Linked DNA regions of Mus musculus: region 1 is linked to region 2. Evidence: chromatin loops called from intact Hi-C (ENCODE). Cell type or tissue: left cerebral cortex. All regions are shown on one strand. Links, peaks and the distances in the headings refer to the core of each region. The heading gives the core; the rest is flanking DNA.

Region 1 (15,421 bases), core at 3,887-11,886, 110 kb after region 2:
TGGGGGGGGAGGGGAAAAGTATTGTTGGCAGTTAAGGGATTATGCTAGAGAACGAGAATTATGGGAAGGATGGGATTACAGGACAAAGGAGAGGGTTCTGGGAGCATCATGGGAGAAAGAATGACAAGGGAGAATTGTGAGGAAAGGATGGGATTCTAGGAGAAAGGAGGGGATTATGTGAGAAAGAATTTTGAGGAATAAACATAGGAAATTATGGAATTGTGAGAGATAGTGCAAGATTGTTTCAGTCATTTAGAAATGTGTGAAGGAAGGAGGTTTGTGAGAAAGAGTGAAAATTATTGGGGGTATGGAGGATTGGGGCCCTCATGTAGAATTCTGGGAATAAAGAGGGGTTGTGGGGTATAATAGAGAATTGTGGGAGAGAATAGAAGTTGTGGGAGGAAAAAGACAATTGTGAGAAACGCATGGAAGTGTGGGAAAATAAAGGAATTTAGTAGAGGAATGTCTGTGAGGAAATAAGCAATATGAGGAAACATGAAATTACAGGAGGCAATTGAGGATTATAGAGAATTACAGGAGGAATGGGAATTAAGGAGAACATAGGAGATTGTAGGACACAGGTGAGATTGTGATCATGATTTGAAAGAGCATTACAGCAAGGTCCTGGAGCTCTGGGAGAAAATGAAGATTGTGGGAGCAAGATGGAATCGTGGGAAAGAAGATGAGTTGGGGAGATAATAAGAATTGTGGGAATGAACAGAGGCTGTGACAGGCAATGGAGGGCTATGGGGACTTCAAAGAATTGTGGGAGAGAGGGTAGTTGTGGAAGAGAAAAAGGATTGTGGGAAATGATGTAGAGCTGATCTAGAAATTAAGAGAAGTATGGGACAGTCTAATAATTTTCAGGGAGACTGGAAAAATATAGAAAAGAATGACAAATTCAGAGAAACTGAATTATGAATAATATCAGACATACAAGGGCATAACTGATTTGAAAAAGGTGAAAAATGATTCTTATTTATTCTTCTTTCATATATTGCATCTCAACCGCAGTTTCCCTTTCGTCCTTTTCTCCCAGTTCCCGCTGCCCCCCCCCCCTCTCCTCTTTTCTAAGATCTATTAAAAATTCAGTTTGGAACACCAAGGGAATTCTAGCCTCCTCTTCCTAATCCTCGGGTCCAGACAGCAGCAGTCAGGTCCAGACAGTCCTGCCATACCACCGTTTATTGGCAATGGCACAGGCGCTCCCTACTTTGTGTTGCTCCAAGATTTAAAATTATTATTCCAGGCAATCTCCATTCTCTCTACCATAGAGCTTCCTCTGCCACGTGTAGAAAGTTCAACAATGCAGCTCACTGGCTCCTCCCTGTGAGCTTCTAAGCCTTTCTTCTGGGGCCTAGAAATGAGGTCCACCTGAGGTAATCAGTCACGAGACAATCAATTTCATGCCATTTTGGCTAGATAGTACACAAAGGAGGGTGGGGGGAATCCACTTATGTTTTTACTGAGTGACATTTTCTCTCTTTTGTGCTTTGTTTCACATGAAGTGCCAAGACGACTTCTCTTTCATCGGGAAATGAACCATTTATCATTTTCTCGAATAATCAGGATGGGAGCGCTGGTTTCATCTTGGAAACATTACGCATATAAATCACTGGCTTTAGAATGGTGCGGTGGAACTGCATGCCTCTGGCCAAGAGTTGAAGGCTTCATGTTGCTGCATTTATACATTAGTAATTTAGTTCTTCATGTCATAAGTGTTCATAATTATAACCAGGGTGATCTCCTGGGTGTAATTCAGTACTATTTCACCGTGGTCCATAATACTTTCCATCTGTTGCCTTAGAAATATTCTACCTCTCTCCTTTCTCTCCTTAAAAAGTCATCAGCTCTGAAAGGCATTTGGGGATATTTGACTTTTTTTTTTGACTTGTCAAATGGAAAAACATTGTAGTGTTGCAGATCGTGGTTGTTTTCTTCGAGGTATTTCTGTGCCTATACAAGATGGGAATTCTTCAAAGAGACTATCTTTAACTGATGGCTGTCAATTATCAGAGACAAAAGCTGTTCATTTAAAAGGTTTTCCTAGGAGCTAAGTGGAAGCAGAAAGTATGCACTAGATTTTATTTGTGTCTACATGGTTGGAAAGAAATAGTGGACAGTGGGTCAAGGTAGCAGCAGAGAGAATCAAGATTGTCACTGTCCAGATGTTTTTGTCAGTACTGGGCCTCACGCAAACCAGGCAAGAGATCTACCACTGAGTTGCATCTTCCAGCAGCTTTAACCGCAGCAGGCCACAAATTAAATCAACTAGCTAAATCCAGATGTCTAAATAATCCCAAGGATAATCACATTTTCTTTAAAAATTTTTTTACATTTCTTTCTTTATTTTAAGAGTACAAATGCTTTGCCTGTGTGTGTGCCTGTGCATCACATGTGTGTGTGGTATGCATGGAGGTCAAAAGTGGGCATTAGATGCTTTTGAGGCATGATGTGTAGGGGCTAGGAACTGAACCTGGGTTCTCTGCAAGAGCAACAAGTGTTCTTAATCTCTGAGTCATCTCTCTAGCCCCCAACAATCATATTTTCATTGATTGCTTGAGTTGATTCAATTTTTTGTTGCTTAAAAACTTTTAAAGCCAGTCTTCCTTTTTTAATATCCCTTAGGCACCCACTGTCCCCTCTTAGACATTTTGGTACCATTCCTATATCTATAGATGATTCATTTCTAGAAGTAAATGTGGATCTTGCATTCAAATCATTTTTTCACTAACTTGACTCAGAATGTGATGGACTAAAAGTCTATCCTACAAAATTCATCTTCAGCGAGTTGAGGTGACATTTGACCTGTATTTGTGAGTCTAAAGAAGAAAGGAGTGTGGAGTGGGGCTCTGAGGAAATTGCTTCGTCTATGAAAATGCATGCAATGGAAGTATGAGGCACTGCATTTGATCTCCGGAACCCCTGAAGAAATGCTGGCCATAGTGTTTTATGCTTGCAAACCCAGTGCTGGAGAAGCGGAGACAAGAGTGGGACTTGATGGCCAGCCAGTCTAGCCTAGTTCCTGAGTTTCTAGCCAATGAGAGACCCTGTCTCAAAGAGGGTAGAAAGCCTTTTGAGGATGACACCCAAGATTGTTCTATGGCCTCCACATGTGCATGCACACACACAGACATGCAAACCTGCATACACAGAAACATATATACACAAATGCACATATACACATAAAATAAATAAATCATTACATTAAAGAAGGTAAGTGGTGTACTTCAGTGGGAGACATTCAGATAATCAGTGAGTCAGGGATTCCTGTGCCAAAGGGAAAACCTTTTATGACTTATTTGTAATATGCTTGTTGGTTTAATTCTTCCAAATCTTGCAAGTACAGCTCTCTCTGGCAACTCCAGTCCATCTCAGAAAGACAAATCCTAGACTGCCCCCAGTTAGCAATTTTAAGAAAGTAAAAAACAAAACAAACAAACAAAACAAAAAACCCCAAAAAACTTCCGGGCGTGGTGGCACATGCCTTTAATCCCAGCACTTGGGAGGCAGAGGCAGGCGAATTTTGGAGTTCGAGGCCAGCCTGGTCTACAGAGTGAGTTCCAGGACAGCCAGGGCTACACAGAGAAACCCTGTCTCAAAAAACCAAAACCAACCAATCAAACAAAACCCATGCTTAATAAGGAATAGCCATCAGCATTTTCCAGACTGTGCCAAAGAGTGAAAGATAGAATTTTCTAGAATTTATTAAACCTGCTATAATAATTAGGGAATTTATAAACTACATCTTAAAAAATATCTTTTCTTCATTCCACTGAGAATTTTCTACAATGAATTTTTGATCATATTCATACTTGTCCCCCATCTTGTCAATATGCAGCCCTGGTTGACTGGTACGTGCTATATAACCCAGAGTGGCCTCAAATTCACAGCAATCTTCTCACCTCAGCCTCTGGAGTTCTGGGATTACTGGTGAAGAGGTTAGCTCAGGAACTTTAGAAAATTCCACCAGACCCCCCCCTCCAGACCATAGGGAGAAGGAACCAAGCATTGGAGCTCATAGACATGTACCAAGACTGTTGGCCACCCACCTTATTCCCTATAGACCAATCAGTTTAAAAGTCACACTGTTCTGCCAATCACATTGTGCCTAATGGCTGCTGCCTGGGGAACTGTGTAAAGGCTCACTGGACGGGCTGTGCATGGTCGTTCTCTCCCCATGTGCAGGGCACCCCTAACATGTTGGAATAATAAACTCCTCTTGCTTTTTGTGTCGATTCCTGGCTCTGAGCCGTTCACTCAGGGAGTCCCCAGTAAGCTAAGGCTAGCCAGAGTCTTAGACTGGCATGTGCCACCACACCTGGCAGAATCTAAATCATAAAAAGAAAACCCAACCAAATCCTAGTTAGGGTTACTGTTATGAAACAGATGAAACACCATGACTGAAAGCAAACTGTGTAAGAAGAGGTTTATTTTGCTTACATTCCTTATAACTGTTTATCATTGAAGGAAGTCAGGACAGAAATTCAGAACTGGAACCTGGAGGTAGAAGCTGATGCAGAGGTCACGGAGGAGTGCTGCTTACTGGTTTGATCCTCAGGGATTGCTCAACCTGCCTTCTTATATAACCCAGGACCATCTGATCAGGGATGGCACCTTCCACATTGGGCTGAGACCTCCCTCATGGATCACCATTTAAGAAAATGTCCTATAGGCTTGCCTACAGATTTATCTTATGGAGGCATCTTCTCAATTGATGTTTTCCCCTATCTAATGACTCTAGTTTGTATCAAATTGACATAAAATTAGCCAGCACAACAATCATCACAGGCAGGGTATACCACAAACAGAAATGATTGAGGAAAAAGACTAAGGTTTGTTAATAATCAGAACAGAGAATCTGGATGAAAAAACTTACCGTTCCAATAAAGCTGGCTTGAAATGCTGCTGAGTCCAGCATAGCTTTGATAGGGTTGGAATGATATGGTCCCAGCCCCTGGAACAGGGTCACCAGCGTATGGGCCTCCACATGGCTGCTTTGGGTGTAAGGCTTGTTGGTATAATAATGCACGTATTTCCTCATTCCTCTTTTATGGAATGCCACCCTACTTGTTAATGTTAATGTCTCCATGGTAATCAGAGGCAGCATGAGTCCGGGAGGTGAAAGAGTGTCTAATGTCTCAGCAAAATGGTGAACGATGGGACCTTCAGGACAACCCTTAAGGCTGTGGGAAAGAGCTCCAAATTCATGAATCCAAAAGTATACAATTTTTCAACTATGCAAAATATAAGGATGTAATATGAATTAGATGAGGGGCTTCAAGGAACTAAAGGAGCAAAAGCAGCTGCACTGAGGACCAAGTTGTCAGAAAGATGCTAAGGAAGGAGATAGAGATCTCAGGAGATCCCATCCCGCTCAGTTTCTTTGCTTATACTTACAAAGGCAGCCGGATTCCTGAGTTCAAAGTGAGCCTGAGACAGAAGGAATTTAGGTCCAGGGCCAGGCAAGGTAGAAACGGTAATTTCAGGGTGGGGTTCCACCCAGCTATTTTATTCCCAGTGTTTAACAAAGGCAAGCAGATCTCTGGATTCTTTTGAAAGGTTAAAAAAAATGTGTGCTTGCAGTCTAATGAGAATTGAGGGTCTGATGTCTTTGGGTGCTGATTTGTAGAATAATCAAAAGGAAACCTGCAGTGAATGACTGAATTGATATGTAAAATAAAAGAGTGGGCTTATGCTCTCCACTAGATGAGCTGTCCAGAGAGTGTTTTAGAACAAGAGAGAACTACTTGGAAATCTGTCTCGATGAGAAAATCGAGAAAGAGCTATCTGGAGATCCCCAGGAAAAGCAGAACAGAGAGAAAACTGGCTAGAAAGCTGGTTTGAGCAGAGCGTAGGCCACCAGCTAGTAACCCATGAGATGACTTTGAATCATTTGTTTCTCTGCTCTCAAACACTCTGAGAACCCTTCTCCAAGCTGAGGCTGGTCCTTGGCAAAATGCAAAACAGCATGGGAGAAAACTCACACCTGGGCTAGCAAACCGAAGTAAGACCTAGAGAGGGGTATGGATTAAGCTTGGTCGGTCAGAAAGGGAACAAGGATTATATTAGGGACAATGCCCACGGGAGAAAATATAGACAATGTTAGGCAATGCTGGAGTGGAAGTGTGTGAAGGACAGAAGGGAGGAAGGTTGCTTGGAGCATCCTAGAATACAACCAAGAAGGGTGGCAGAGTGGCCTGAGTATTTTGGTCTCAGAGTCCACCGTCAGAAGAAAAGTAATTTCTCTTAACAGTGGATCTCTTAAATCATGTCCCAACTCAATCAGCAGCAGGAAAAGTGACTTGGGTGTACACATTTTGATAGATTGCAGAGACAGCCACCAGGCCCCTGGGTTACTAATGTTTTCTATAGCTAGAGGTGTCTAAGATACATCCAGATGATGGTCATAGGCCAGGCCAGACATTTTTCTTATGCCTTTTTGCTTAGGAATCACCCATTTCCATTTGAGATCACATTCAGAGTTGATGTACAAGTCAGTCCGTCTCAAGACTGAGGAGATGGCTTAATTGGCCAAATAGGCGCTTCTTGGGCATGAGGACTGGATTTTGGATCCCTAGCACCCATTTGAAAAGCTGGGCATGCCTGGAAGGCCAGCCCGAAGGAGGAGGAATGATGATTCCTAGAGCTTGCTGGCAGCCTGTCTCGATGCATAGGTGAACTTCAGGTCCAGTGAGAGGCCCTGGCTCAAAAAACAAAAACATTAAGGTGGATGTATTTTGTGGCCCTTACTTTTGCAGGGGAGAGAAAAGGGAAGGGAGAGAGGGAGGGAAGGAGAGAGACACAGACAGAGACAGAGAGACAGAGTGCAAAACATCAGTACATTAGGTATTGATAATATCCAGCAGAAACCGAGAGAGGAAATGCACAGATGGAGTTCTAAGCTGGGAGAGTTCAGGGCAACAGATGGAGATAACACCATCAAATGGGGTGCTCACTGCATGGAGCAAACAATCACCTGGAGAGTTTGAGGCAGTCAGCTGATGCTGCTGACGGAGCTTTTGCTTCATGGATGAACTTCCGGGTTTCATTTTCCACTGAAGGCACGTTTGGACTGTGGGATAAGCCACGGGAATGCCTGTTGGACACAGTTGCCTTTTAGCTAGTCTCAAGGACACTGTTTTCCTTCAGGCGGTTTTGCTGTTCTCTTCCTGAAACCATTTAGGAGTTCAGAGCAGGTTCATTCTCTGCTACTTAATGAGCGAAAAGGCAGGAAAAGTTTGCGAGGCAAGCAAACCCAACGTTTATTCAAGGAGATCAATTTGACTAGAGTTTAAAAGAAAACCACAGGGCAGGGAAGCTGTAAATCTCAGCAGCCAACTTGGAGGAGGAGAACAAAGAGGAGAAGGGAAAGTGCCATGCAGTTTGGGTTAGGCCTGCATGGAGGTCAGCCTCAGGGTGAACCAGCAGCCACTTGGCAGGGAGGGAAGCTTTAGAGAAAGAGTGAAAAAAAGCAGACTTAGCTCAGACTTAGGCTCTGGGCAGCCTGGAAAAGAGAGACACACAGAGAGACAGAGAGAGACACAGAGAGAAATAGTTACGACCCACCTGAACATCCGGGCGGATCATAAGGACTGTGATGGGGGAGGAAATTCTGGGAAGTAAAAGTTCATTGTCTCATTAAAGCCGTAATTATTGCACTTATCTCTTCCTCGAGGCTTACGGAGCCTGCCTTTCTGAGGGGCGTTTCCGTAATCAGGTGATTTATTGTCCTCACTGGATTAAGTTGTTTCTATTTCCACTCAAGTCAGACATTTCATTTTCTTGACCAAAAGGAACCAGTTTTTCCCTTAACTGGTCTTTATTGTTTCTGTATCATTCTCTCCCTATCAGAAAGTGGGCTGGGGGCGGGGGGGGGGGGCGGCGGCACGGGACTCAGCCCTAGACCTTGGATGAAATATGGCTTAAGTATGGCGAAAGGCCAGGGCCAAACAAAAACCAAAACCAACCCTCCCCCAACCAACCAACCAAAGATGGTGATGCTGTGACAAGCTAATGATGGAATGCTGAAACTGGATTGCAGTCCAAGGCTGCAAATGTGTATGAGGAAAATAGCAGACCCAGTGGGGAGGGGAAATCCCTCATCTCTGTTCATTGTCTTCGGAGTCTATTCAAGGATTGAGAACTGGGGCAGAGCTGTGCTGCTCCCACAAAATCTGGCCCAGTTCTTCTGAATGAGAACGCTGCATTTGCATACATTTGGCCTAGAGTTTGTCTACTATTTCATGCTTTGTTCTCATTTGTCTTAGAAGTGGATTTAGAAAGTCAAGTGCATTCAAGGGAGCGGATGGCAAAATCCACCTGTGAAATGAACCCTGGGAGAGATGGAATTGTTGCTTGCATATGAACTGTCAGGCTTGTCCCCACACAGCTTCCTGGCTGTCTGTAACAGTGACTCTCAGGAGCCACTTACGAAATGCCACCAGCTTCTTAGCCCTCAGAATTTCCACCAAAGTTTCAACACACAGCCTTTATCTTCTTTCTACCTGCAAAGTCACTGGTGGAAGAATTTAAAACTGAAGCTAGAGAAATGCTTTCAGGAACTTGGGATTCTCGGCTTAGTCATTTCAAATAGACTTGGGGGCTGTTTAGTGTTTAAAGTTATGTTTAGGTAAGAAAAAAACCGTAAGAAATGCGAGTGGGTATGCAGTAGAAAGTCCCCTCCCTTCCCTCTACAGTGACAAGGGGGAGCTGTACTCCAGCTTGTGCATTTGCAACCCAGAGCTCAGAAATGGCACACCCTTCTGTGAGACAGTACTGGCTTATTACAAAGAGCCACCTTTCTTCATGACTTTGACAAGGCTGTCTTACAGTGTCAGTCACATTGAATCGCCATCACTTGCCTTGAAAATGAAGTCACCTTTTTTTTTTTGTCTGTACCCATTGTTCAGGTTGGGCTCAAATACTTTCTCCTCCTAGGTCCTTGGACTTCTGCCAGATATAAGTTGTAGGAATAAGTTCAGCTCAGCTGATACTTCCAGGCTCCTGGTGTCTCCAAACAATGACAATACGGGGACAAGTGGGTAGTATCAGGAAGAGACCATTTATTGAAGGAAAGGTTTGAGCCTGAGCTGCAGCCAGGCTCAGGCAAGGAAAGAGTTTAAGCCAGGGGCTCTGAGACTCTTTTTTCCCCCTAAGTTTATGGGCTATACATTGTTTTTTTTTTTTTTTTTTGCAGTGCTCTGTTTTGGCAAAGATAGATCACAGTTGGAGGGTTTCCAGTGTCCTGTGGGTTTCTTTCATCTTGATGCCTCTCAGTGTATCTCTCTCTCCCTCCCCCCAACTCTGCCCTACTGCCCCCCCAGACCCTCAGACAATGAGAACTTAGAATGGGCTTTAGCCAGCAGATGACTGTTTTTTCATTTGCATGGTTGGATAAGAGCTGTATAATATAATATATATTTATATATATTATAATATATGTAATATCATATTATTCCTTTTATCATATTATTATTGCATACAAATTTTGTCCAAATCAACCCAGTAAACACCAAGGCTATCTTATATGGCAGGATTTTTAGGCACTGAAGCCACAACAGGAACGTATCATATTTCCACCAAATGGCATTTCAAGCCCAGCTTAGATGTACAGACACAAGTTCTCCATCCACAGGGTGTCTCAGAGGGTTTAGTGCTTAAAGAAACAGATGGGGCCTGGCTTCTGACCAAACCCATATTTTAGCTGTATCCCAAGATACATGGGGAGGCAGAGGAGAGGATGCTGCACATTATGAATGGCCTTTTGTTGTTGTTGTCCCTACTTTGATCAGCAGTCATATCTGTCGTGTTGAAGTGAACTAACTGTTATTTTGTGAGGCTAAGTGGAAAGACAGAATGGGGCTCCAACTGTACTCGCTGGCTGGGGAGCGGAAATGAGAATTTATTCTTTCTGAAGAATTCTTTTGAGAGGAGTATTTAGGAAAGCTTGCCCAAACAGTACTCAGACCATCCATTAGCTCTAGGGATACGGTGTTTTCTAAAGGACTCTGTCTGCTTCAGAGTCGGGTGAGGGAGTTAGTATTTATGCCATGGCCCAGGGCAAGACTTATTGCATAATTGGTCCACAGTAAGATCAAGGTGACCTTGGAGAAAGCTGCCTAGATGTTTCTTTATGCCTGCACCTTATTGCCAAAGCATCTCTTCTTCATGATGTTCGACCCTAACTCATGTTGAGGCTCTACTACAGGTTTACTGCTAAGATTTATTTCTATTTTGTTGATGTGTCTGTGTGAGTGTATACGGGTACCTGTGGAGGCCAGAAGAGGGCACTGATCCTCTGGAGTTGGAGTTAAAGGAGATGTGAGCCACCTGACATGCTGGGAACTGAACTCAGTTCCTCCAGAAGAGAAACATAGTGCTCCTAACTGTTTAGCCATCTCTCCAGACCTGAATTTTCATTTTTTATTATTTAATTCTCTCTCTCTCTCTCTGTGAGTGAGTGTGTGTGTGTGTCTGTATGTGTCTGTGTCTGTGTCTGTGTCTGTGACTGTCAGTATGTGACCTCAGTTGTCTGTGAAGACCAAAGGCAATAACTTCCAGAGCTGGAGTTGCAGGCTGTTGTGAACTGCCCAATGTGGATATTGGAGACCAAATTCAGGTCCTCTGTAAAAGCAGTAAATATTCTCAACCCTGAGGAATCTTTTCAACTTCAGGTTTCTGTTAATGTACACAGGGACAAAAGTCCAATCTCAGGGGGAGGGGTGGCAGTGGAGAAGGAATGTGCTTCTTTCATTTGAAACATCCCTCCAGTTGGTTGAAATAGGCTCCCACATATTCCTTACTGCATCTGAACCACAGCGTGGCAATTTATCCTCAGACTAAACAATCCATCAAAAATCTGTCTAACTGCACAAAGATAAATCGATCCTCAAGCACCTTGCTGTGAATTGTGACTTGAAACTGGAGCTGTGTGTTTGTCTCCATGGTCAGGATAGAGAGAGAATGGGGTAGGGAGAGGGAGGGAGGGAGGGAGGGAGGGAGGGAGGGAGGGAGGGAGGGAGAAAGAGAGAGAGACAGAGAGAGAGAGAGAGAGAGAGAGAGAGAGACATAGAACAAATTTATTCTTAATGTAATTTTGTATGTTGAAATACATCAGTTTTTCCAACTGATATATTAAAAAGAATCTTTGAGCCTGGGGGTGATGCACACTTTTAATCCCAGTACTCTGGAGGCAGAGGCAGAGGCAGGTGGATCTCTGTGAGTTTGAGGCCACTCTGGTCTGTAGAACAAATTTCAGAATAGCCAGGGCTACACAGTGTAACCCTGTAACCCTGTCTCAACAAAACAAAACAAAACAAAACAAAACAAAACAAAACAAAACAAAAACCCAAAACCAACAAAACAAAACCAAAAAAAGCAAAAATACCCTTTGCAATGATTGATCTATTTTCATAAAATATATAAGAAGCACCTGATACTTTACTTATAATGATGTATTTATAGCAACTGATGAGTTTAAAAATACGATTTGTATTTGTCTCAAGTTCATTAGTGAAAGATAATCTGCTATAAACAAAATGATAGACATTGGTATTTTCTAAAAGGACTGATGAAATATTGTTAATTTTAAAAGAATATAGGGCTTGAGGGATGGTTCATGGATTAAAAGCACCGGCTACTCTTTCAGAGGATTCTGGTTTAATTCGCAATGCCCACGTGGTGGCTCACAAACAGTTGTACTCCAGTTTCAGAGGATCCAATGCCTGTTTCGAGCCTCCATGGGCATCAGGCACACATGTGGTGGACAGACATACATGCAAACGAAATACACAAACACAAAAATGCATAAAATAATTAAATTAAAAAATAAAAAAATATAGCTGATTGTTGGGTGTAATATATATTTATTTGAGTCAATGGCATTTCTTCATAGTTTGTACTTACGGTCTCTGAAAAAGAATTACTGGGAAAACTAAAGCATAACACACACATATAATGATATGATATGATATGATATGATATGATATGATATGATATGATATAATATAATATAATATAATATAATATAATATAATATAATATAATATATATCTTTGTCCATGGACAGCAGTTTTTGCTGTCTGTATACTTCTGGGCTATCCACTGGAGCAGCTTGGTGCTTCTTAAATTTAAGCTGTATCCAAACTGATGATCATCCCTTTTGAGATTCAGAACTCTTGGGGATGGGCTTATCAGTATTTCTGTCATCTTCTTGACATTATGGAGATTCTCAAAACAAAGGCATTCAGTTTTTGTATATACATGCACACACACACACACACTCACATGTAATAAACTGTATTTTAAGAAGCATTTTATGTCCTTCCTTGATCCTGACTATGGTGAAGGTACGGTATGTATTTTATTTTTAAAGTTTTATGTTATACTTTCAAAAAGAGAATTCGGCAATAGCTATTCTAGGAATATATGCTTTTAATTTGGCCTTATTTTTTTCTGCACTATGATGAGTTTTTTTTTTTTTTTATGGTATGCTATAAAATGAGGCTCCAATTTCTTCAGCCTATAAAATAATCCAGAAGTATTCAAAGCTGCTTTCAAAATGTCAGAAACCACAGCATCTGAGATCCAGAGGGGGGTGTCCCGGGCCTCCCATATGGAAAGATTGTTAAAAACTCATGTCAGAAGTGCATGCTTTTCTTTCACTCCAGAAATCTTGCTTTCATTTGTGTGGAATATGTACGGGTGGCAACGGGCCATGTGAAGCTGGTTAGGGGTGGCTGAGCCCCAGGGATTTGAGGCCAAGGCAGAAGAGGCATTCTGCTGGAAAGAACACAACTTGTAGATGGTGGATTCACTGGATTTGGCTGGTGTGAATCTCCGCAGAGCCTTGGCCTTCTTGGACAACCCCTGCCTGGCCCTACTCCTGCTAGCAGTGGCTGAGAAACAAGACAAGCAAAAGGAAGGTTCTCAGGACATACTGACTGAAGGACAAAGAACACAGAACGTCACTTATTCCCAGACCAGTAGACTAGTGTTGTCTGCAAGGACAAAAATGTTCTCTGTCTCTGCTGTCCAGTATGGTAACCACTGGCCATGTGTGACAATGGAGCCTTTCACATACAGCTAGTGTCGTGGAAGAATTGGATATGTCATTTTATTTCATTGTCACGTGAGCATAGTGGGTGCTGCCTTGAGATTTTATGAGGTTAACAGAGTATGGCTTGCATCAGAGAAGCAAGGTAAGCTTTTGGGCGTGCATTCTTAGCTATTTTCCACATGGCTAGGTTATGGTCCCTGGGGATTTGTAGACTCTGAAAACTGAGTGTACTGTGCTCTCTCTAACCAGTCCTCTTTGCTGTCTGTTCTTCCTCAGCAGAGCAATTTGTCCAACAGATAACCAGGAAACAGGGCTGCCTGCCAGCTCTCTCCCCATTCTTTCCCCCCAGGGAGTGATTACTGAGCTCAAGCTAACCAGCAGTGATGGTGATGGTGGGAGTATTAGGGGGATGGGGAGCTGTCTGCATTAACAAGACTAAGCTAGGCTCTCCAAATCACCAGGTGAATTTCAATGACCCGGCAGCTGGAGAATCTAGGCCAGCAGGAAATGGAGGTCTAGGCCTCAGAGTGAGCTTGAAGGCAGCTCATCTGACCAGGGATGTGAGGCCCTAGAAAATCAAATACAGAAACAGGAACTTCAGCTTCGGTTTGCTCAGTAATTCACTGTAGTGCCTTGCAAGTAGTAACTTGAGTGCTCTTGAGCCCAATTAGGAACTTGGCCTAGAATAGAAGCTGTGGTAAACCATTGTGACCACATTTTGCAGCCCTGATTTGGGTTACATTGTGGCCTGCACATTAGAAAATCAGATGGTAGCAGCTGAAATCCAGACCCAGCATGTTTGAGAAAGAACATGCATGTTATCTATGTAGTAAAAGGGATTCATTAAAGGATGGGGATGTAGCTCAGTTGGTAGTGTCTAGCATTGTATGATATGCCCTGTTTTCATCTCCATTACCCCATAAATTGGGCTTAGTGACACATGACTATAATCCTTGCATTTGGAGGTGATGCAAGAAGATCAGGAGTTCAAGGTCATCTGCGGTTGTATAGTGAGTTTGAGCCCAGCCTGGCCTCAACTTTTCTATTTTGAGCTATGTGGAATGACCAGTGGAGGCTCTGAGAGGAGATGAGGCAATGGCAGAGAAGACTGCAGAACCCTCAGTGCTTCTGGAAAGACTAGAGAAGGGCAGGTCCATGGGAATATGCTTTAAAAAAGTGAACTCACGCTGAATGATGATGGCAGAACACAGCTGGGTAGGCAGAGAATGATGAAACTACAAATTGTGGCACCGTGGACCATGCGGTAGCCAGAAACCATATGGAAGTCCATGTCTGTACTCCTGCTGACTATAAAAAGGGGGGGGGGCAAGACAGCTTCTTTTGCAGTGGTATGGATAACCACAGACTCATAGTTGAGAATGAGAGACATAGAAGGCTTCTGTGACAGCCACTCTCCCTGAGCCCCCTCCAAAAGGAAACAGTCTAGACAAGAAGCCATTGAAGAGAACTCTTAAAAATTATGATAAGGATGCTGAAGTATAGTTCTTCATAGTTGACAGCTTCTGGCAGGTGTGGTGTATGGGGAAGGACTCGGTTTTCTTTAAGGGGGCTGATCACTGGGAGTTTGACCATGCTCCAGTGAATATTTGGGCAACATAAATTAAACTTGGTATTCTTTTCTGTTTTGGGGGTAGTCATAAAGGTTGGGGGGTAGGTAGACCTGGGAGGACTGGGAAGTGAATGAGACCAATGTTTGTTATGAGAAATTTCCAAATAATCAATAAATCATTAAGTTAAAAAAGGTTCACTGAATGCATGAATTGAGAGGTTACTTACTATACAATGCATTCCAAGCTGGAAGTCACATATGCAGGAGGGGAGGAAATAATGGTTTGCTTTAAGTATGATTATAAACAGAAGACCTAAACAGCATGGTACGGATATGACTATGCAGTATGAGTTAGTTAAAATATAACCAACAGTGAACATAGGGCTGTGAGTTAGCTCAAAATGACTGACATCGGATGGTTGAGGAACCCCAAAGCAAGCAACGGTGTAATGTGCAATATAACTATTTTTGGTAGCATGCCACTTTTTTGTGATTCTGTAGAAATATGGCCCTGAGGTCAGGAATCTACCTTTCCTTGAGCCCTCGCCTTTGCCAGCCTGTCTCTGTGTTTGTGTGTGTGTGTGTATGTGTGTGTCTGTAGGTCTGTGTGTCTCCATGTATCCTATGGGCCAGTCTATGTGTGCCTGTGTTGACATGTGTTCAGCCTGTGTGTGTTGGCATATGTCTGGATGCATGCCAATGGCTGCTTGCCTAGTGGTTTTTCCCTAGGTTGAATAACATATGCCATATCTGCCTGTAGTTCCCGGCATCTTCAACTTCTTGGCCTCCTA
Region 2 (15,421 bases), core at 3,475-11,474:
AAAACAAAACAACAACAACCAAAAACCAAGCACAAAAGGTTAGGTTATACATATAAAACATATGCCCTTAAAAGGATTATTTACAAATCACAAGCATACCCAGTTGTTATGGTACCACTGCTCCCCACATTCATTACAAATGACATAGGTCATTTGTTCATCTGGGTTTGAATTCTGCACCCAACTTGGAAGGAAAAGTGTTCCTCTGGCAATCACAGTGACCTTGCAGTTGTATTTATCACAGCGCCTACACTTAATTTTATTTGTCCATGTGCCATCAACTGATTGGGGAAGGCAATGTTCTTGAATGCTGGATTCTGTGTAGGAAGCTCTCAGTTGCTTGAGTTCCTGGCTTGCCATGTCCAAGACACTCATTTCAGCAAACTCCCTTGCAGACATGGTTCCAGAGAGGAAGTTTTGTTGTAAATGAAAATTTCTGGGGTTTTTCAAATTGGCAACTTTGCTTCGAATACTAGTTTTATATTTTTTGATATTGTTTGAATGAAGGGTAAAAATGTGCTCTTCAATTTCTCTTGCTAAGTTCTGCCATATGTGCACTTCTGTGTGATCTGTGCAAGAACTAGCTAATGCTGTGTAAAGAAGTTCTACGCACTTAGATCTCACAGACACTAAAGTACCTTGAAACACACCTGAGCTCTTGCGAGTGCATTCAGAGTCATCACCCTTCAAATATCCTTCATTAATTTCCATTTGAGCAGTGCTACTTTCAGATCCAATTGCTGCAGCAGGCTTTGCAGCATCTTGGGGTAACAGCCTAGAGAGAGAACTGCAGAGACCCATGATCTCACTATGGCTAGAGCCTGAGGTTTCATCCTGGCTTACATCCTGAGAAACTGCTGCACTTTCTTCTTTATTAGCATTTGTGTGGAGTACTTTAGGGCTTTGCCTTGGTTTGCAGTGTGTACTCTTATAGAAACCTCTCCACTTGGCCAGCAGACACTTGGCCTTCTTCTTTAAAGTCACTGATGGGCAGTTTTTGAGGACTCTGTAAACAGCTCTGACTACATCTGTCTCCTGCAGATGCTCCTTAGACACATAAATCATTTCTAGCTCAGTAAGCTGTTTACCAATATCCTCAAAATACCTTTTAGACACCAGTTGCTCAATCAAGGAAGCCCTGGCAATGATTTGGTTCTTGTCAGACATTTTCACAGCTGCAAAGAAAAAGAGAAAAAGGTGGTTCAATTTTTTAAGCTGGCCTTTACTAGTTGCAGCTCCTGGATAATAAACTAGAACTTCTGTCAGTTGTCCATGTGATGTTTTCTTAAGGAGTAATATAAACAGGTGTGGCAAATTAGATACAACAGTGACATGAACTACTCAACTTTCAATATTTTGATTCTCAATAACAGAAGGAAAGTGGCTCTGCAAAGTTTAAGCAGAATATTCAGAGACTTTCTAGAATATCCACTATAAGTTTCCCACAATAATACAAATCAGTATTTTTCTAGATTAAGATTCTTCAGGAACCTAGCATGGTGGCGTATATCTGCAATCCCAGTACTTTGTGGGTGATGACAGAAAGAACAGGAGTTTAATGCCATCTTTAGATACACAGAAAAGCTGAGGCAAGTCTGGAATGCATGAGACCCTGACTCATCTTGGTTGGAATGTGATGATCATTTTGGGTATAAAATCATGCTCACATAAGCATCCATAAGACAATGCTAAGCAAATACTGGGCTATTTTCTCCTCATAATCAGCCATGAGACTAAGATACTTAATGCCTTTATAATATTTGTAGTGGTACTTTTTTAAATATAAAAAAGGAAACAAAACAAAAGAGGGATGCTAATGTCTGAATCAATGTAAAGAAATAGGCATTACAGGTTGGGAAGCAGGTCTAATGAACCCTGAAATTCAACAGAACTCAATGTGATGACATTTGACTGTTGGAAAAACAAGGTCACATCCAGATGCTCCACTTATTCTTTATTTGGAAATACTTCTAGATTTACAGAAAGTTGTGAAAAACAATAACCAGTAATCCCTTTTTGCAAATTCATGTGCCACATACCACATATATGTATTTTTTAAAATTCTCCTATTGTAGGGTCTTTTTTGTAATTTTATGTGTATGGATGTTTTGCCTGCCTATATGTACTGCATGTATGTCTGTGCACCACATACATGCCTGGTACCTGTGGAAGCCAGAAGAAAGTATCAGAGCTCCCTGGAACTGAAGCTATAACATGGGGTTTCCTTGCAGATAGAGGTTGGCCATATTAACTCGTGTGTGTGTGTGTGTGTGTGTGTGTGTGTGTGTGTGTGTTTCTCCTGCTTAAAGTCCTTCAGACAGTTCTCTCCACCCACGAGAATGGAGCCTGTAAGTGGATTCCATAAACAGCACCTCATGCTGGCTCTCTGCCTTGACCACTCTCAACCACAGACAAGCATAGCTCCATTTCCCAGCTGTGCCTTTGCTCCAACAGCTCCCTAAACCTGGCTTCCTGCTATCACCACAGGTGGTTCTTATCATGGCTGTGTAGTAGAATCATCCAGGGAAGTCAACAAAAACTAAATCAAGCAGTGCCAGAGCCTCATCCCAGATAGAGTGAACTGGAGCCTTTGAGGGTAGGACTTGGACATTGGTTCAGTTCTCCAGCCAACTGTGATTTAAGTCACACCCAGAAACTGACCCCTCCACCCACCTGACCAATAGGTTGCCATTAGTACCAAAAAGAGCGGCAGTCCTGCTGATGGACTAGATACACAGAACCTCTCTAACTTCAGACTTTGTTAAATAAGTCCTATTACATAAGAAACTATTAAAAATACTTTTGTATACAATTCAAATGAAAACCTCTACAACTGTGATTGTAATGCAGTAAATGTTGTGATATAAACAATTCCTGATAGTCTGTAATATATCTCTCTTAACAGTGGGAGGCAATGAATGTTTACTGAGCAAGTGTATGGTGCTATTTCTGCTCAGGTTACCTCAAGTTGCACAGTAAGCCTGGGATATGAACTTCATAAAGCAACTGAGAAAGTCTGGGAGAAACATCAAGTAACTACAGTGTTTTCATGTTTACCATATGTGATAGTTTGTATATTCTTGGATCAGGGAGTGGCACCATTTGGAGGTGTGGCCTTGTTAAAATAGGTGTGACCTGGTTGGAGTAGGTATGTCACTGTGGGTGTCGGCTTAATACTCTCACCCTAAGTCAGCCTTCCATTAGCAGCCTTTGGACGAAGACATAGAACTCTCAGCTCTGCCTTCACCATGCCTGCCTGGATACTGCCATGCTCCATGCTCCATCATGCCTTGATTATAATGGACTGAACCTCTGAACCTGTAAGCCAGCCCTAATTAAATGTTGTTTTTTATAAGACTTGCCTCAGTCATGGTGTCTGTTCATAGCAGTAAAACCCTAAGACACCGTATTTAAAAACATCTTTTTCTATATTTATCACAAAATAATAATACTTATTTTGTTCCCTTGCACATACCTGACAAGCACCTTAGTAGATATTCTCTTCTGTTACGCAATGTCCAAAATGCTTTCTCTTCTTTTAGCTTGTGAGGTTCTTGTCACTCTACAGCAACTTGCTTGTACTCACTCACTGTATCCTGGAAAGTCCTGGAAAACAAAATCCACCTCAATTCTAGTTCTTTTTTTAGTCATTCAGAACTCTTCTACCATAAAAATAGAACAATGATAACGAGAAGAGGGTGGGGGAGAGGGTAACGAATACATGCGACATGAAAGCAGAAGGGTGCATTAACTAGAGCATGGAAAGGAATCCATCAGAGGGGAAGGAAACATGGAAAGGACAGTGGGTATGGGAGATAAATTAGAATAAAGCATAATGATAGCTACAAACAAAACCTATGATGCTGAGCTGAGTAAGGATGAGCCCATGGTGAACCAGTGCCTCACACCTTTAATTGCAGCACTCGGGAGGCAGAGGTAGGTGGATCTCTGTGAATTTGAGGCCAGCCTGGTCTACAGATAGAGTTCCAGCACAGCCAGGGTTACAGAGAGAAACCTTGTCTCAAGAACCACCCCTCACAAAAAAAAACAAAACAAAACAAAAAAACCAAACCAAACAAATGAAACTCCTTAGTATTTATTCTGTATGCTAACAAAAAATTTTAAAAATCCTAGATCAAAAAACCCAATGGTGTCCATTGTGGGCTAATCAAGTAGGTCTGAGCAGTTTTTTGGATATGGATATTCAAGAAACTATAGTTCCAGCCAGGCAGTGGTAGCACACACCTTTAATCCCAGCACTCGGGAGGCAGAGTCAGGCGGATTTCTGAGTTCGAGGCCAGCCTGGTCTACAAAGTGAGCTCCAGGACAGCCAGGGATACACAGAGAAACCCTGTCTCAAAAAAAAAAAAAAAAAAGAAAGAAAGAAAGAAAGAAAGAAAGAAAAAAAAAAGAAAAGAAAACGAAACTATAGTTCCTCAAAATGAGGGAATACTAGACAAGTTGGTGATCATCCTGTGCCTCTACTTCATCATCTTCAAAATGCCTGACTCTCATGAAAGGAGTTACAGAGACAAAGTTTGGAGCTAAGACGAAAGGATGGACCATCCAGAGACTACCCCACCCGGGTATCCATCCTATAATCAACCACCAAACCCATATGCCAGCATAATTTTGCTGAAAGGACCCTGATATAGCTGTCTCCTTTGTCAGTGCCTGGCAAATACAGAAGTGAATGCTCACAGTCATCTATAAGATGGAACACAGGGCCCCCAATGGAGGAGCTAGAGAAAGTACCCAAGGAGCTGAAGGGGTCTGCAACCCTATATTTGGAACAACAATATGAACTAACCAGTGCCCCCAGAGCTCGTATCTCTAGCTGCATATGTAGCAGAAGATGGCCTAGTTGGCTAACATTGGGAAGAGAGGCCCCTTGGCATTGCAAACTTTATACAGGGGAACACCAGGGCCAAGAAGCAGGAGTGGGTGGGTAGGGGAGCAGGGTGAAGGGAGAGTATAGGGAACTTTCGGGATAGCATTTGAAATATATATAAAGAAAATATCTAATAAAAAAGAAAATTAAAAAAAGGTGACTCTGCCATCCTGGATTAATATGTGAATCAAAAGAGATAGTTTAATGAATCACTCAGTCTTTATAAGTGGCTGACAATTATGTGAATTTATAATAAAAATATTTTAAAAATTGCCAGGGGCTGGCAAACTGGCTCAGTGGGTAAAGGCTCTTGCCCTCCAAGCCTGACACCATGAGATCAGTCCCTAGAAGGTACTAGAGTAAGAGAACTGACAAGTTCTCCTCTGACTTCGACATGTGCATTCACACACCACAAATATATTAACTGTAACTTAAAAATGAATAAATCTTTCTAAGTATACTGACACATATATCCTAGCACTCTGGAGGCTAAGGCAGGATGTTTGTCAAGTCTAGACAACATGAGCTTTATAGTGAGACTTTGTCTTAAAAAAAAAAACATTAAAAAAGATTTAATATCTACATACCAGCTATTTTTCCAGGACAGGAGGCCAGCAAATACTTTCTGTAAAAGGACAGATAGGAAATACTTTAGACTTCTGGTGCAGGGACTATTTAACTCTATTACTTTTGCAGCAGAACAAACAGATAGCAAATACTGAATGGGGCTGGAGTGATGGTTAAGCAGTTGTGTACTGCTATCTTAGAGGAGCCAGGTTCAGTTTCCAGCACCTACACTGTGGGGCACTGGGCTATGCACAGACAGCCTGGTTTCCAGTTGAGGCTAGATGTTGAACCCCGGGACCCAGTGGTGGTAATTCCCACCTACATGGGATGGAAGGCGTTCCCTCGTGTCTCCTGGACCCTGGCTCCTGTCGAAGTTACTTTCCCCTCAACCCCCACAGGAGAAGCATGGCTAGTAGTCATGTAGACAATGTCCCAAGCTTCTGACCTTCAGGCTAAACTCCTCCCAGTTACCTAGCAATAGTAAAGATTACAGCAAACCATAAGAGGAGCTGTTTGGCTCCACCTCGCTCTCTTCCTCTTACTCCCCTTACTCTTCTCTCCTCTCCTCTCACTCTCTTACTCTTATTCTCTAGCCTTTCTTTTCTCTTTCCCCCTGCCTTTCTACAATAAAGCTCTAAAACCATAGACTGTCTCTGCTCATCAAGGCCCCCTACACTTACTCTCACCTGTGTGGGAACCTCTCTTCCTTCAGCCCTTACCTCTCTTCCTTCAGCCCTTGCTCCCATAACGCCGGGGCAACAGGGTGTTGTCCTGGGGGCCCTGGTTTCAGGGGCTGCCCCTTGTCCACCCCACCCCACCCCCTGTCAAGTGGGGTCAGTGGCTTAAATGCCCACCCGGGCTGAGTGGAAAGCTTCTGGCAGCCTTACGGCGTCTGCCTGCCCAGAGCATAGGAGGAACGCTGGCCGGGCTTGGGCTATCCTCCCTCCTGCCTCCTTCCCCTACATCCCCTTTAGTTCCCACCCTATACTGGGTAGTTCACAAGTGCTTATAACCCAGCTTTAGGAAAACCTGATGCCTTTGGCCTCCTGTAGGACTGGCACTCACATGCATATACCCACACATCTATATACAATTAAACCTAATAAGGCAGGCTGGAACTGGGAAGATGGCTCAGGTGGTAAACTGCTTGCTGTGCAATGAGGACCTGAGTCTTGATCCCCAGCATCTACATAAAAAGCCAGGCTTATGGTGCACACCTGTAATTCCAGCAACGGGAAGGGAGAGACAGGTCAGTCTTTGGAGTTCACTGGCCAGGCAGTCTAGCTGAACTGGTGAGCTTCAGGTTCAGTGTCAGACCCTGTCTCAAAAAAGGGAGGGGGGAGGACAGTAATTAAGGAAGACATCTAAGTTGATTAGCACAAATTATTTTTTAAAGTGTGTGTGTTGAGGGAGGGGGTCTGAAGATGAGGCTCAGTTCGTGGAGCACTTACCTAACATGCACAGGGCACTGAGTTTGCACCCTCCTCAAGCCCACCCCCCTCTATGCACACCTCATAAAGCCAGTGTGGTCAGAAAGAGGCCAGCCAGGGCTACAAGAGACTGTATTTCAAAAGAGAATGTGGGCAGTCTGTGTTTGGCCACAGGGTACTGTTTGAAAGCACCCTTTGTAGAGCAATGCTATCTCATATAAAGATTTCAAGCCACAAAGATATTTTTTAAATGTGTGATAGTATGTTAAAATTTGTTGGAATTAATTCTAGTTTTACTTAGCTAAAATATTTTTCCTTTAAAATGCAGTGGCAGAGTTCATACCCAGGGCCTTAGGCAGATTAAAGTATGTGCTCTACTACTGAGCTACACCTAAGCTTCGCCCCAATACTGTCCTTTCAAAATCTGATAAAAGGGTATTTTAATTCCTTTTTGTGTTAATTCTCAAAAACAAAAGTCTGCTGTGCTTTACACTCGAACACACTCCAATCCAGATCAGACACATTTCATGGCAGTTGTAGTTCATATATGAGTGTACATTTTACCATTTACCAGTGTGTGTATGAGTATGTATATGTGTGTGTGTGTACAATGTGTGTGCACATACAAAACCTTTTATAGTGACAGCAAGAGTCGGCCCTACCATGTGTTGCCTGAATGCATGCAGACGCCTGGGAATATGCAATTATAGGAAGGGCATACACACATCTGCACTAAAATCGTCCAAACGTGAAGAAAAAGCACAGGAAAGTTACTGTGAAATTTTCCAGAGGCTTAGGGAACAGACCAGCAGTCTTTAAATCTCTCTCAACATCCAGGAGGGGAAAAAAAGAGAAATTTTCTAGCTCCAGGCTAAACTTATCGGTCAAGCTTCAAGGCCCTGGCTCAGAAGGGAATGGACGGGCCATGGGGGGCTGGGGGGCTAGGACACGAGACGCTGGCGGGGCGTTGTTTTTAGGCAGCCACGTTAGGATCCCGGGGGAAGGGACAGGGAGAGGAACCGGCCCGCCCAGAGAGATTCCTGTGGGTGGGGTTGACTACTAAACAAAGCCTGCAGAAATCCACCCCGGGGGACGGCCCTGAGGCCGTACAGCCATGGCGGCGCGCCTTCCGGCCCGCTCCAATGACAGCACCTAAAGGGAGGAGGAAATCAACCTTCGAGCAGCCTGGGCACGGGGAGCACCAGAGCGCCCCTGCGAGCCGGGATTGCCTTCCACTGGACCCGGGAGTTAGCCCTTCCGCGGGGGCCGAGGTAACGGAAATGGCGGAACGCCGCCATCGGAGATGCTCGGTCACTGCCCTAGCGGCCGCAGCACCGCCCGCCCAGAAGCGCAGGCGCCGCCCTCCAGTGGGCGGTGCCGCCTCCTCCTGGAGGGAACTTCCGTTTCTTGGGGCCGGACGACAGAGCCTGCACCAGTCCTAAGGTTCCGGCGAGCCAACGTGGGCGTGGGATTGGACGCTAAGGTGCTTTGGACTTGGCGCCTGCGCAGAGCGGCCGCGGGCCTCGCAGAGTGGTCCCTTGAGAGAGGAGCTAAGGCCCGAAGTGAAACTAACCCGGCTGCTGCGTTTCAGTGGCAACGTTTGTTGATGCGCTTACTCTTTTTAGTTTCCGTCAAACCAGTAAAACAGATGGGACAAAAATAAAAACAGGCTGGCTGTGGTGATGGACCCCAGTAGGCAAAGGCTGAAGACTAAAGTACAGAGACCGGAGGATCCCGAGTTCGAGGACAGCCTGGGGCAAAACTAAACAGGCTGGACCCGGTACTCGCCTTCCTAAATAAATAAAAATAAACAAATGTAAAACCCTCCATAAGAACAATCAAATAAAATATAAATGGCTAACAGTGATGGTCTGTAATAATAAATGGTTGGGTTTTTTTTTTTAAATCAATATAAAAATGGCTAAACCTGGTGGCATATAATACTAGCGCTCCAGAGGCAGAGATGGGAGAAGGTCCATAAGTTTCTGACCAGCTAGGGTTACATAGTAAGACTCTCTCAACTAACAAACCAGGCAGCAAAAAGGCAAGCCATAATTACTGTCATGCCTAACAGTAATTAGTCCAACAAGCATATAACATGCATCACAAGAATGAAAGGAAGTAGTAACCATTCAGTAATTAGTTACAAGAAACCTGAGTGTATGTGTGAACATGGTCTGCCTTCAAGGATTAAAACCACAGTGATAATTGAACTAGAAAATGTGGCAGACTCCTTTGACCTCCAATGCCAAAACAATTCAGGAAAAGATTTAAGGAAGCAACCCCTCAGTGTTGTGTACTGGATCTGTTCATAGCAGGGATACAGCAGGGTGATCTGGTCATGAATGTAAGAGATTTTACCTCAGCAGAGGGAGGACAAGGAACTCACACTGATCAGGATAAGGGATGCCTGATTATTTTTCTGTTTTGAACGGTTAGTATTAGGGTATGATTACAAAGCAATCTTGGTTTGGGTTTGGTTTGGTTTAAACACAAGATTCTCACACTGTAGTCTAGCCTGGTCTACAACTATGTAGTCCAGGCTGTCCTCAAACTAGGATAATCTTCTTGCTCTCCAAGTGCTGATACTATGGGTGTGTATCACTAGGCCCAGTCTAGAAGTTTTTGGTTTTTTTTTGTTTTTTTTTTTTTTTGTTTTTTGCTATGGTTTATCACTCTGAAAGTAACACCATTTGGTGTTGAAGTTCTCGGAAATAATTGATTTACAAAACTGCAAGGTCTTGCTTGTCAACTTGACACACCTGGAAAGAAGGAGTCTCAATTGAAAAATTGTACACATCTGTGTGGCATTTTTCTCTATTTCTAATTAATGTAGGCGGGCTCAGCCCTCTGTGGGAAGGCCATATTATCCTTAGTACTTAGGCCTGGGCTGTATACAAAAGGGTAGTTGATGTGTACTTGGGAGCAAGGCAGTAAGTAGCATTCCTCCATGGTTCCTGCTTCCAGTTCCTGCCCTGAGTTCCTTCAATTATGGACTGTAGCCTGTCAGATGAAATAAATCCTTTCCTCCCTGAGTTGTATTTGACCACTGTGTTTATCCCAGCAACAGAAACCAAGCTAGGCTCTAACCCAATGGGATTTTGGCTGCAGATCTGACAGTAGGGGTGTAGGTGTAAGTGGGTGGTACAGAGTGGAGAACTGGAGCAGATGCTGAGCGAGATTGTGTAGTGAGAATGAGAAGCTCTGAGTAAATGATAAGTATCAGGACTCTGCTACAGCTGGCCTCTGAAGATGTGCGCACACAAGGCCTAGAAGAGCCCGGCTTGAATTACAAAGAATCTTTGCTTAGTACAAAAAAAAAAAAAAAAAAAAAACCCGATAATTTTTGATAGCTTACTTTTAGTAGAATTCATTTGAGCAAAGACTGATATTTGTGAATTAGGCAGTGCTGCCCAGGACCAGAGAAGAAAAACCGAGAGCATTCTCAAGGCAATATTGGTCGCATGGAAAGAAAGCACAATCACGAAGAAATGGCTTGGCTAGATGCTGCTCCAAATGGGGCTCTGGGTACACAGTCTGCTCACTTGGAATACTGTGATTGGCTAAGACTTAGCTGTTATGCTTGCCCATTGGAGTTGCACTTTCTTTACATCCAAGATTAGGCTGCAGTTCACTGTGTAGGAACTCCAAGTATACTGGCAGTCAGTAGTCTCCTATTTAATGTCATATGCCTTAGTGGTCTCTCTCTCTCTCTCTCTCTCTCTCTTTCTTTCTTTCTTTCTTTCTTTCTTTCTTTCTTTCTTCCTGGTCCTCTGTTACTTTTAGGTTCATTTTCTGAGTTACTCTGGCCACCTTCAGGAATATGCAAATACCAATATACAGCACTCAGCTGAGTGGAGAGTGCTCACTTAGGGTGCGCTAGGCCTTGAGTTCAGTCCTGACCCCCTGGGAGCATAGGGGAGCATGGTGGGGGGGGTAAATGAAGGGCTTTGAAACATCATTGTCCTTAAGCAGTCACCTAGCGGGACTAAATCCTTGGTGAGATTTGTAATGCACAATTCTTGAAATATATAATATTTTTCACAAGGGATTGAAGAGCTGGCTCAGTGTTAAGGGCACTTGTTTCTCTTTCCGAGGATCTGGGCTTTGACTCTCAGCACCCATAGGGTGGCTCACAACTGTGTGAAACTCAGGGATTGATGTCCCCTTCTACCCTCTGTTGGCCATAGGCATGTCCATGGTATACATCCATGTATACATGCAGGCAAGATACTCATATACATAAAATAAAAATAAATAAACAAAAATACGTAAAATAAATAAACAAAAAAGTCTATAAAAGCAAATAACTGTACCCGGATGAAGGTGTAGCTGAGCTCTAGACTGTTTGTGCGAGCATGAAATATGCCCTAGGTTCAATCCTCAGCGGTGCATCAATACCCCAAACCGAACAGTCCTACCAAAACTATTAAACATTTCCCGGAATGAATTAGTCTAAATAGTAAAAGCTATTTGAAAAGCTGCCTACCCTACTGTACAGAGGAGAATTAGAAAAAAAAAAAGAAAAACATTAGTCAAAATTCTGAAAAAAAAAAAAAAAACCAGATATGACCCAGACACCAGAGGGTGTGAAGGAAGAAAGAAATCTAAAAACTCTAAAACACAGTGTATCACCTAAGAGGCAAGTTAGAGTTACCCGTGTAGACCTGCCTTCGTCGCTGCACTGGGCATCTACAGCTATTTTTGTTTAGATAAGATTTAAAACCCAGTTCCTCAGTTACACTGCCTCAATGCCAAGTTATCAGCTACTGTGGAAAATGGGTACTGTAGTATATGGCACAGGTAGACAACATGTCAGTTACTGCAGCAAGCTCTGTGGAACTGTCCTGGCTCAGCACATCTGGAATGACTCCATAACTGAACTGGAAATACACACCAGGAAAACTGCTGAGAATTTTATTGGTTGGGGCAATGTTCCACTGACTGTCAATTAAAGTACTGAGTTCTATGATGAGTTAAACATAGGCTTTGGGTCTTGTCTCGGGTGCTCTTATTTGAAGATTTGTTTACTTTCCTAGTTGATGTGTCTCAGTGTTTTGCCTGACTGATCATCTGTATATCGCGTGAGTACCTGGTTGTAGTCTCCCCTCCCCCAGCCTGAAACCTGCTTGCTCAGGGGTGGAGCTTGCCGGCTCTATCGTTCTGCCACGCCCACTGCTAGAACCTGCCACTTTGCTGTTCGGAGCCGTGCACGTGGTCACCCTGCTATTGGACCCCAAGACTAATTGGCGGGAATCGGGCCCCCTTCCCCTGCTTTATAACTGCGTGCAGAACAGTAAAATTGAGCTTTGATCAGAATGCCTGTCTTAGCTGCATTTCTTTCTCTCGCCACCTAGCCCCTCTTCTCTTCCAGGTTTCCAAAATGCCTTTCCAGGCTAAAACCCAGGCTGTGATCTGCTGGCCAGACACAACACCTGGTACCCCACAAGAGAGCATCAGATAGATGCTCTAAAGCGGGAGTTACAGATGGCTGGGGATTGAAACTGGATCCCGTGCAAAAGCAGCAAGTGCTCTGAAGCAGTGAGCCACCTCTCCAGCCCTGGGCTCTTTGTTTTCAAAGGCACCTTTCAGCTGTTTCAGTACTCCGAGATCAAGTGCTCTTGGATCAATGTCATTTAGTGCAGTGCAAACTACTTTTCAATCCTAATTAGGTCTCTGAGTAGCAACATGGATTTCCTGAGCTCAGCTAGACAGCCCCTTTCCTGTAAATTCCCAAGAAACCGAAGGCAAAAATCCTTCCAAGGGCCTCTCCAGGGGCTTACTTAGGAAAAAGCTGCAGATGTTGTCCATGGAATGAAGTCAGAGCAATTGCATCTCTTCTGGGGTTCTAAGGTGCTGACTGACATTCATTTCCTCTTAAACATCAGGACCAGACTTTGGGTTTAGCTGGGGATGTTCATAAAGCTCAGAGAATATAATGGATTTTTTTTTTTTTAAAGAGAACTGTTCCCTTCAAGTTTCAAGAGTTTCAGAACAGCAGGAAACATAAAAACACAAAGATTGTAGAAGCAAAAATTCTAGGTTTAGCTTCTGCAACAGATACCTCAGACATACACAGTCAAAGGACACAGAAACAGTGTATCTTCCAGGAGAAGGAAATTATTGTCTGCTCAGGTCAGATCGTGGCTGGCTGGTGGGCCAGGGACTGAAAACTGTCTGTCGGCAAGAGGGAGCTGAAGCCTTTCTCCAGGCTCAGGAGGGCATCTGGATCTCTGGCTACATTTTAAAAAATATATCATTTAAAGTGTAAAGATAACATTTATTTATTATTGTGTATGTGTGTATACACACACACACACACATGTCACACAATTTGTCAGAGAACAAATTGTGAAAATCAGTTCTCTATACCATATGGGTTCCAGGGATCAAACTCAGACTGTCAGGGTTGGAGGGGTGTGTGTGTGTGTGTGTGTGTGTTTATATAGCATAGGTTAAAGACTTTTCACTTTTAGCCCTGGCTGTTCTGGAACTCCCTCTGTAGACCAGGCTGGCCTCAAATTCAAAGATCTGACTGCTTCTTACTCCTGAGTGCTGAGATTAAAGGCGGAGGCCACAACACCTGGCTAAAGCTTTTCACTTTCAGAAATTGTGCTAAGTGCTAACTTCATTGTTACAAAACCTTAATTTTGGAGACAAGCTCTCCCTCTGTAGCCCAGGCTGGCCTTGGATACACAGTGAACCCCCTGCCTCAAGCTGCTGAGTATTGTGGTTCTAGGTGTGCACCCGCAGTCCTGGTTTGGTTTAGCCTTTGACATTTAATTATCATAGACTCGTGATTTCGGTTCGATGTCTTTTGTTGACAAGGGAGTGCACTAAAGTGGATACTGCTGAAAATTATATCTTGGAAAAAAATATGTCTTCTGGAGGGAAGATTTGCTCTCAAGTGCTTCCTGTTTGTTCATTCTACTACCACAGGGTAAGTTCTTGCTGACGTCCATCTCCAGAGCTTAGTGTTATCTGCCTGAACCTTATTCAAAGTAGACTTACTGGGCTGGAAGATGAGTCAGTAGGTAAAGTGCTTTTTGTACAAATGTGAAGACCTTAGTTCCAGTTGCCAGCACCTACAGAGAAGCTAGGTGTAATGCTATATACATCTGTAACTTCCTTGTTGGAGGCAGCGAGACAGCCTAGCTGAAGCAGTGAGCTCCAGCACTGGGGAGAGCTCTTGGCTCAAAAAGTAAGATGGAGGAGCTGGAGAGATGGGTTTCGTAATGAAGAGCGCTTGTTCTTTCATAGAACCCAAGTTTAGTTCTCAGCACCCACCTGGTGGTTCCCAACTGGCTATAATTTCAGTTACAGGGGATTTGACATGCTTTTCTGACCTCTCCAGCATGCATGTACACATACTCACACGCACGCACACACACACACACACACACACACACACACACATACACACACACACACACACCACACACCACAGACTTATAGTGCTGGTTTATATAAGTTTGGTTCACTCAATTTTATGTCTATGGAAGTTGCCTCTGGCAGGCTTTCATTCTGTATAGTCTTGGTTTGTATACAGCTAACATAATATATGTATTTTGATATTGGTGGCCATTTTAATTGTTTTCATTTTTCTCTTGAGTCAGGGTCTCTCTTCATAGCCCTGACTGTCCGGGAACTCACTATGTATTGATGGCTGGCCTTGAACTCACAGAGATCTGTCTGCCTCCCAAGTGCTGGGATCAAAGGCATGAGTCACCACACCTGGCCTTGGTTTTGGTTTTGGACAGTCATGAAATAAACTACTGTGGATATTTTCATCCACTTCTGTTGGTGAATATGTACCCTGTTCTACTCAGGAGTGAAATTGTTAGGAAATAGGACAAGCATTTGGTTTTGGCAACACTGCCAAATATTTTCCCCAAATGCTTGCTATAATTGACACTTCTATCAGTAAAGTGTGGGAGTTCTCGTATTCTCTTGGATGGACACTTAGATGATCAGTTCTTGTAATTTTAGAGATTTCCAGGATTATCTACTTAGGTGAGTGGTCCTCAAGCCCACTTTAGGATCACCGGGTGTTGTGGCTTGCACGAGAATTGTCCCTGGTGGGCTGTTGGATTTCAGTGCTTGGTCCCCAGTTAGTGGGTGGTGTTTGGGGAGGTCGGAACGTACAGAATGTAAACCTTGGCAAAGGAAGTACGTCACTTCCTCTGTTCTCTGGGGAGAGGGTTTGGAGACTTTATAATCCCTACTCTACTTCCAGTTGGCACTCTCTACTTCCCATGAGTGGTCTAGGTGTGATCTCTCAGCTTCCTGCTCCTGCCACCATGCCTTCCAGGTCAGTGTGGACATGCACTCCTCTGCAATCATAAGCACAAATAAATTATTGTGGTCACGGTGGGTTTTTTGTTTTTTGTTTGTTTGTTTGTTTGTTTTGTTTCTATCACAGCAACAGAAAAGTAACAGATAAACTTTGAGAACTCCTGGAGGTCAGGCTGAACCTCAAACCAATGAAGTCAGAACCAGCTTTAAGCCTACCTTGTAAACAGCTAGTCAGGGT

What was found. Peaks named below come from ENCODE experiments on the same cell type or tissue, not always from the same donor. Only the 100,000 strongest peaks of a DNase experiment are listed, where the experiment ranks them.
Region 1: a loop joins it to region 2, with 2.1 times the contacts of the local background. A loop is called at or near these places in 4 of 42 quality-filtered maps.

Annotation. Positions count from the first base shown.
Region 1 is chrX:166,613,684-166,629,104 of GRCm38, forward strand. No RefSeq gene overlaps it. Among named protein-coding and RNA genes, the nearest start is that of Egfl6, 36 kb to the left of the region's middle. In left cerebral cortex, for the core only: no CTCF peak of the experiment used is centred there; DNase peaks (open chromatin) are centred at 7,417, 8,143 and 9,688; H3K27ac peaks cover 659 bases.
Region 2 is chrX:166,502,231-166,517,651 of GRCm38, forward strand. Tceanc (transcription elongation factor A (SII) N-terminal and central domain containing) reads right to left here and starts at 8,248. Exons shown (of 5, transcript NM_001007577.2): 1 at 8,063-8,248; 2 at 6,676-6,776; 3 at 5,479-5,516; 4 at 3,476-3,606; 5 at 1-1,175. The coding sequence starts at 1,167. The coding sequence ends at 88. In left cerebral cortex, for the core only: a CTCF peak has its summit at 8,217 (motif pointing left); DNase peaks (open chromatin) are centred at 7,604, 8,317 and 10,029; H3K4me3 peaks cover 1,437 bases; H3K27ac peaks cover 1,480 bases.